Linked DNA regions of Homo sapiens: regions 1 and 3 are each linked to region 2. The links are chromatin loops, found by intact Hi-C in ENCODE. Cell type or tissue: heart right ventricle. All regions are shown on one strand. Region 1 overlaps TENM2 (teneurin transmembrane protein 2). Region 2 overlaps TENM2 (teneurin transmembrane protein 2). Region 3 overlaps TENM2 (teneurin transmembrane protein 2).

What was found. Hi-C counts contacts between places; a loop is a spot of excess contacts. Peaks named below come from ENCODE experiments on the same cell type or tissue, not always from the same donor. Only the 100,000 strongest peaks of a DNase experiment are listed, where the experiment ranks them.
Region 1: a loop joins it to region 2, with 2.0 times the contacts of the local background. A loop is called at or near these places in 13 of 110 quality-filtered maps.
Region 3: it touches region 2 in a loop (5-fold over the local background); 9 of 110 quality-filtered maps call a loop at or near these places.

Annotation. Positions count from the first base shown.
Region 1 is chr5:168,013,872-168,016,371 of GRCh38, forward strand. All of the region lies in intron 7 of TENM2 (teneurin transmembrane protein 2), which reads left to right. Among named protein-coding and RNA genes, the nearest start is that of TENM2-AS3, 62 kb to the left of the region's middle. In heart right ventricle, no CTCF peak of the experiment used is centred here; no DNase peak of the experiment used is centred here; H3K27ac peaks cover 227 bases.
Region 2 is chr5:167,942,820-167,945,319 of GRCh38, forward strand. All of the region lies in intron 5 of TENM2 (teneurin transmembrane protein 2), which reads left to right. The region is part of intron 2 of TENM2-AS3 (TENM2 antisense RNA 3); the gene reads right to left. Among named protein-coding and RNA genes, the nearest start is that of TENM2-AS3, 9.5 kb to the right of the region's middle. In heart right ventricle, no CTCF peak of the experiment used is centred here; DNase peaks (open chromatin) are centred at 1,532 and 1,792; H3K27ac peaks cover 2,500 bases.
Region 3 is chr5:167,997,789-168,000,288 of GRCh38, forward strand. The region is part of intron 7 of TENM2 (teneurin transmembrane protein 2); the gene reads left to right. Among named protein-coding and RNA genes, the nearest start is that of TENM2-AS3, 45 kb to the left of the region's middle. In heart right ventricle, no CTCF peak of the experiment used is centred here; no DNase peak of the experiment used is centred here; H3K27ac peaks cover 2,500 bases.

The DNA.
Region 1 (2,500 bases), 71 kb after region 2:
GAAAGGGTCTGTTCTGGACCTCTCTCTTGGCTTCTAGGAGTTCTTTGGTTTGTGGCAGCACAACTCCAGTTTTACATGATATTCTGCCTGCCTTTATATCTGTCCCTGCGTCCAAGTTTTCCCTATTTATAAGGACACCATTCATATTGGATTAGAGCTCACCCTATTGAGCTCATCTTAACTTGATTATCTGCAAAGACCTGATTTCCAAATAAGGTCACATTCACAGCTATTGGAGGTTAGAACTTCAACATTTGTGAAGGAGGGGGGCAATTCAGCTTATTCGTAATACAAGATTTTTCTAAATTCTTCTTTATATCTTAATAGTAATGGCGATAGTTAATATTTTTGAGCATTTACTACATGCTAAGCAGTTCACATAGATTTTTCTCATTTAATTCTTACTACCACTACATGGGATAGGTGCTATTATCTTTTCTATCTTACAGAATAGGAAATGGAGGCACAAAAATATTAGGTGACCTTCTCCAAATTATGTAATTAGTAAGTAAGAGGGCCAGGTCTCAGCCCCAAGTGCGCTGGCCTCTGAGTCCTTGCATTTAATTATCATCTAGACTCTCTTAACCACAGCTATCTTCATCTCTGGTATAATAGGTTTCCTGCTCATCAATGCCAAATAAGGGTAGACAAGTTGATTTCCTTAAAGCTTAAAAAAAAATTTTTCCACAAAGGCTTTCTTTGCTGCCTTAGAAACGCAAATAAAACACTTCATTCTGCACTAGGCGTAATGGTTTCCTCTTATTCAAATGCAGGGCCATCTGTGCAAAGTATTTTATTTCATCATTCATTGAAGTTCACTTAAAAGATGAAATCACCCTTAATGGAACAATGAAATGGAAGGATTCCCAAACTGAAGGCAAATGACTTGAAAATGAGAGGCTGTGGTTCCTGCCCGCAACCCCTGCCCAGGGTCTCATGAGTGACAGTGGTTCTGTTCTGACAGCCCCAGAGATGAAGAAGGGCTCTTGGGGAGCATAATGGCGCCATTTCCAGCCAAGCAGTTCATGAGGCTGAAGTGCTGTTTCCATGCTGTCCTCTGGCCTGGATCAGCCGCTGGGAGCCTGGCATTGATCTGTGTAGACTGGTGAAGCTTCATCTGCTTTGCAGGCATTGCTTTGGCTAAACAAGCCTGTAACTGATCCCTCTTGCTATAAACCAGCCTAAGTAGCCTCTTACCATCAGCCAGTACTCTGCTACCATCCTCCTTCTATAGCAGGACCACAGATGGAAAGGAAAGCTGCTTCCTCTCAAGTAAAGGACCGAAGACTGAGGGAAATTTTGCTTTTTGTAGGCAATAGCACAGTTTCCCCCTTTCCTCCTGACTGGAGACAGACAGTGCAGGAAATGATGGGAAAAAGCAAATCATGCTTTATGTTTGAGAGGCACCTCATGACTCTGTGGTGGACAGCAGGCATTATTAGCTGCATTTTACAATGGCAGAAACAGGCCTGGGCAGGGGAAAGAACTTGTCCACGACACAAGGCTAGCAAACAGCAGGTCTAGGCCCAGTACCCGGGTAGCCAGACTCCAAACAATATGCTCTTTCCACAGTGACATTCGGCACTGCAGCAGAGAACGAGAATAAAGTGCTTCTGAGTTGAACTGACAGAAGCTTCTAGAATCGGAAAGAGAAAGAATGCCGCAAAGAAGACTAAGGCACTTATTCCATGTGCTGCGCCTCAAGGAGAAGTCTGTTTAGTTTGGGAGACCAGAGTGCCTCAAATGGCGTCTCCCCAGTGGCTTTCTTGAGTTTGGGATTTGTCCACTTCATGATTGCTTCTTTTCTGTGGTGGGTGTTTCCCATTCCTTCTCTGAGTCAGCAAACAGCCATGAGAAAAGTTTCCTCCCGTTTTTCTCATCCTCATTCCTGAGGATAAAAAAACCTCTCCTTCAGATCAGAAGGGAAGGCAGAATGATAGTAGCTAACACATGGTGAGCATTAATGATGCTTCAAGTTGAGGGCTTTCCTTGAATCCCTCGTTTAATTCTCTCCGTAAGAAGAATTGTCCCCATTTGGCAGATGGGAAAACCAAGTCTTAGAAAGTTTCAGTAACTTGCCCAAGGTTGCACCGCTGGAGAGAAGCGGCACAAACTTGAAATCAAGAGGCCTATATTCCCCTCCTTCTGCACTGTTAACCTGAGCTGCAACCAGGGACAAGCATGCACCTTTCCAGAGCCTTGGTTCCTCCATCATAACATTTATGCAACACTCACTCTATGCTGGTCACTAGGCTTTCCCTGCATCAACACATTTAACCCTCACAACAACCCTATGGGATTGTACTCTTTTTATCTCCATTTCACAGATGAGGACACTGAGGCTTACGGATGTTAAGTAGCTTGTCCAAGGTTGTACAGATAGGAACTGCCCTAATGAAACACCCGTGCACTGAACCATAATGCTCCATCACCTCCCATGGGGAGTCCCCAACGCCCTTCAACTCTGTCTTACTATCATTCCATTATTTTATCTGACAAA
Region 2 (2,500 bases):
GTAAACAATTACCAGCAAAATCCAGAGAGTGCTCTCTCTGACAGTAGTTGAGCCATGTAGTCTTAGGCAGTGGATGTTTCTCCAGATATTTGATTATCTTGGGTAATTACTTGTGTGGGTGCGTACGTGTGTGTATGTGTGTGCATTCTAAAGGCAAAAAGGGGGTTCTGAAAATATCTCCAGCGATATGTCTTTACATCCCATGACATCAGCTGTTACTTGACGTGACACCAGATGCAGTTCAAGGTCTGACATTCAGCTGGCTTCTGTTTATATAGTATGGAGAAACTTTTGTTCCCTTGCCCTATAAGGCATGTACCAGGAGAGATTTTGGGAAAAGTTCACCCAGATAGTAAATAATTCTGCTGAGCTTTGAAGTGAAAATGCTCCAGGAACCTTTATCCCATCCTTGCCATTTAACTGGTATGCTTCGGCCACTCTTGGTATTAATGAATGGTGTAGATCAGAGTTTGTTTCCATTATTCTGTTCATCAGAGGCACAATCTCAAATCAAAATTATATTTTATCTTTGTTTTGATCTTTCTATGTTTGGGGGAAAGCACTGTAAACATCTCAAAGAGAGAGAGAAAAAAAGAATGAAATACACCCCCAGGAAATTCTAGTTAAAGACCTAAAGAATGGCATCTCAGTGGAAAAGAATTCCACTGTGAGGTTTGGCTTTTTTAAAAAAATAGCCTGGTCTTTGAAAAACATATTATCTTTCATGGGTAGGGAAATATCCAAATTTTGCCCAGCCTATTTTACAATAAGACCTTGAAAAGCTATGTGATGAGCTGGAATGAGAGGAGTTTAAATTTTTGATGCAATTCTCTGCCTGGGAAAGTGATAATGCTGCTCACATAACAGAAAGAGTATTTTCTGCTACAGCACAACAATCAACATAACGTCTGGGCATATTAATAATTTCACTCCTAAACTTCTCGACAGGGAGTGCATGGGTCTTAATAGTATTGTCAAGATCCTTAGGGCAATTGAAAAACCCAAAATCATTACTTTCTACTGATAGGCTTTCCTCTCCCAGAGGAGGCCAAAATACCTAGGGTAATGTAGATTTACTGAAATGCTCAGATAGGCACTGCTCAGACGTAACTGTGTAATAAAATCTTCTCTTTAGAAGGGTCCTTCTCAGATATTTCAAGTGGTCTTTTTTATTTTGTCTTTGTCACTTGGAAAGTAGCTAATGGAGATGACGCTGATCTCAAGTAATACTTTCCTGATGATTTAGGAAGGCAAAGAATGAGTATAGGGGCAATGGTCAAATGATGTGGCACCTACGATTAAAATCCCTTTCTGACCCTTCATGTGTGAGAACGTGCCCTATTGGGGCGGGATGGTCCCAAATTCACAATAGCTATTAAGCTCTTAACCCAAGGGCAGCTACTGACTTGGCACCCAGTTCGAGTCCCCTTATCCTTTCTTGTTTCCCCTCCCACAAATGTCCCTGCCTGTGCCTGGCTAGGTGATTACAGCCATGCCTGAACCGCTAGAACAAATTCCCAGCTCGCCCTCAGACATTCACATGTGCAACTCGTTCTCAAATGCCATCACCTAACAATCTCCATCTGAAGAATATCAGCAGCTGCAGGGTCTCAGCCAAAAAAAAAAAAAAGGCCTGCAGGGGACCTGCTTCAGGTTGCCAGGGGAAGATCTTTTTAAGTGCTAGGCAGTGTGCCCCGTTTGAGATTGAACTTTGACTGGCTCTGATGGAGCTCTGCAACAGACAGATGTCGTGGTTATAATAAACAGAGGGAATTGCCATTTCCATGAAATGTCCAGGATTGGCACATCCATAGGAACAGAGAGTAGATTAACATTTGCCAGAGGCTATGGGAGGGAGGAAGGGACTGGGCCGTGACTGCTGATGGGTATGTTGTATCCTTTGAGGGTGATGAAAATGTTCTAAAATTAGATAGTGGTGATAGTTGCATATCTTGGTGAATATACTAAAGTAACACTGAAATGTATACTTTTAAAAGCTGAATTGTATGATATCTCAGTAAAACTGTTATTTTAAAAAAGCAGAAGAGGTGATCAGGCAGCAAGTGCCAGGAAAAACAACCAAAAAACAAACAAAGACGGAGGAGTTTGAAGTCACCTTCCCTCTGTGTCTAGCCATCTCCCTGTTAAAGGAGCCCTAGAGGTAACAGAAATGAGGGAATTAAGTGGGAGGGCATCATTGATTCCAGCAATCAACTAGAATGCTCTAGGGATAGAGGCAGAAATCTACTCTGATCCCTGTCCTCTGAGACTCTAAATATAACTCCCAGGGACATGATTTGTTCATTCATTCATTCATTCATCACCACTAGTTTTATACCAGGCACTGTAGCCTTATGCTGGGATATACAGACAAGTGAGACAGACTGTTTTTAATGGAGGCACTCATGATCTAGTGGAGAGCACAGGAGAGTCCAAAAATAATATAAAACCATGTGCTGAGCGTTACAAAAGAAATATAAGCAGTGGGCAAATCAAGCAC
Region 3 (2,500 bases), 55 kb after region 2:
GGTCCGCAGGCCATAGTTTGTCAACCCTTGTTTGATTACATTACAGCTTATTTCCTAAGAATACCTTTCAGGTTGTCCACATCTCTATTACAAAAAATTGCTTCCCAACTGGCTAAGAGTCCAACCATATGTCCACTGTCAATGAAGCAGGTGACTGACATTTTCTGATACTGCAACTCCATTTCACAATGAGTAATTGCATCTGACTTTCTGGCCCAAACCAAAAAGTAGAAAAAGCAAGTCACTTTTCTCTTTAAATACTTTCTATAGGATAAATTTTTCCAAGGAAAATTTTAGGAATTTTAGGACACTTCATCATGAAAGCATAGCTTTTAACTAGACTGCTTGAAACAGTGCTCCAATCCATGGATAGAGTGGAATTGCCTGGCCATTTTGCCTAGTACTCATTTGTCCTCAATCTTTGATTATCCCAGGTTCCTCTGGAAAATTATCACCTGTTTTTAGAAGTTACTCAGTTTCTGATGCCTTCGTTGTTGAGGTTTTCCAACAGATTGTAATGATGCTGTGTCATGGAATGACATCATTGCTTTCTTGTCCTAGGTTAACATTGGAATAGATCTAGTTTCCTTAAAAGGCATCGAAGTTCTTGCAGGGCTACCCCACATCAAGGAAGAAAGATGCTTCTCATGTGTGACTCTGTTGTTTAACTCCAGATAATCTTAGAAATTCTAAGGCGAGAGTCAACACAAGAGTTCGGCATGACATGGGACTCAGACTGTCACCCCTGAGCTAAAACAATACGCAACATACACTGAGCTTCTGCCAAAGACACTTCACGGGGTTGGTAAGGGAAGGCAGGAGAGAGAAAGATAAGAGCATTTATGTCATCCTAAATTAGTTCTTAGCTCTTCAGATCTCTGCCAAACTAAAATACATATATATATATTAGAAAGTCACCTTGTCTTTTTTCACTACAGTAATTCCTGCCAAATGTGAAATACTATGTTTGAAGTTAGCTGCTCAACACTCTGTCTTCTGCCACTCTGACTTTGATCTGGAAAGAACGCGGGCCATCAACATGTCAGGATGTTAAAAGTGTGGTAATTTGGGGTGCTTTCAGTTTCTTTTGAAAACAATGAGAGATTATTTTCTATGGAAACTAAAAGCCTACCATGTGTTTAAAGTTGCTACACTTGAAAATTGATATGTTGAGACTCACGCTGATGAATCTTGCGTTCTCTGCTGCTATTTTGTGTATTCTCATCTCACTGAACAGAGCAGGTTTGGAGAAAACATAAAGAAAATGACAGAAAATGATGAGAATGGTACACTTGCCTGGCATCTTTTGTGGGGGCGCAGACTAGGAAAAATGTCAGCCCTCTCATTCCAACTCACTGCTCTTTGACTATCTGGAGAGATGGGAAACCTCATCCTCCTGTATGAATTCCAAGTTGTGTACTTACCTCCCACATCTAAAGGGCAAAATGCTAATGATTAAATCTGAACAGTCAAGCAAATAACATTTCCACCCAACTCCCTGGGCCCAGATGGTCAAACTGAGAAAAAGAGAGCTGCCCACAAGTAAGTCAGGGGACCCAGTCATATTATCTATGCCAGTGTTAGTAGCAGACTTCTTATCTAATAGATATGCTAATGTGCTCTTAACCTGATAATAAAGTCCTGTCAGTGCTTACACACTGGTGAGTCTTTGGCAGGGGGACTGCCATTTCGTAACTGAACATCTGATTTCAGAGGGCCTGTCAATTTATGGGAAGACAATTACATCATTCATTAGCTAGGTCTCCATCACCTAGCGGCCATGTGGCAATATTTGTACCTCGTGTTTGACATTCAGAAAAAATGAATCCCTCTGCTTCGGAGGAGGACGTGGCCTCTTTAAAAACATATTTGTGCAATCTGGGGGACTTGAAGTGCTTCAGGAGGGTCAGCAGCTCTCGGGAGATGCCTTTGCTTTCCTCTCCGAGATTCCCATCAGAAGTCAGGATAGTCGGCCCATGCAGGGCTTTCTCACCCTTGTGGGCAGACGCTGGTGATGAGAGCCAGGAAACAGGTTCTGGTCCTGACTTTGTAGAACATCGTAATACAGAGCCAGAGAGGAGTGATAGGTGCCACAACCCTGTGCACCTCAAGAATGCCAAGGAAACAACAATGGTATCGTCTGCCAGCCCAGGACTTCGTGCCTCCACAGAGTATACATTGAGTAAATGAATATGGAGAGTTCTCCACCTACTATCCCTGAATCACCATTCAAGCCTTGCCCTAGACTTTCTCTCTATAACGATGATCTCTCTAGCAGTCATCCATCCAGAAGCAGTAATAGAATGCTAGAACATCAGTGTTGACTTCTTCACACACCCTACTTATTTGACTGGATTCCTTTGGGTGGTGGCCAAGCCAACAGGCCCTTCAGCTTCCACAGTGTGCTTTTAAATTCTCCATTTCTGACATCTTTCGTTGGTTCATTGATTTGTGCTTGGGGTTTCCTGATTGAGGATTCTGACACAACTTCTAATGGACT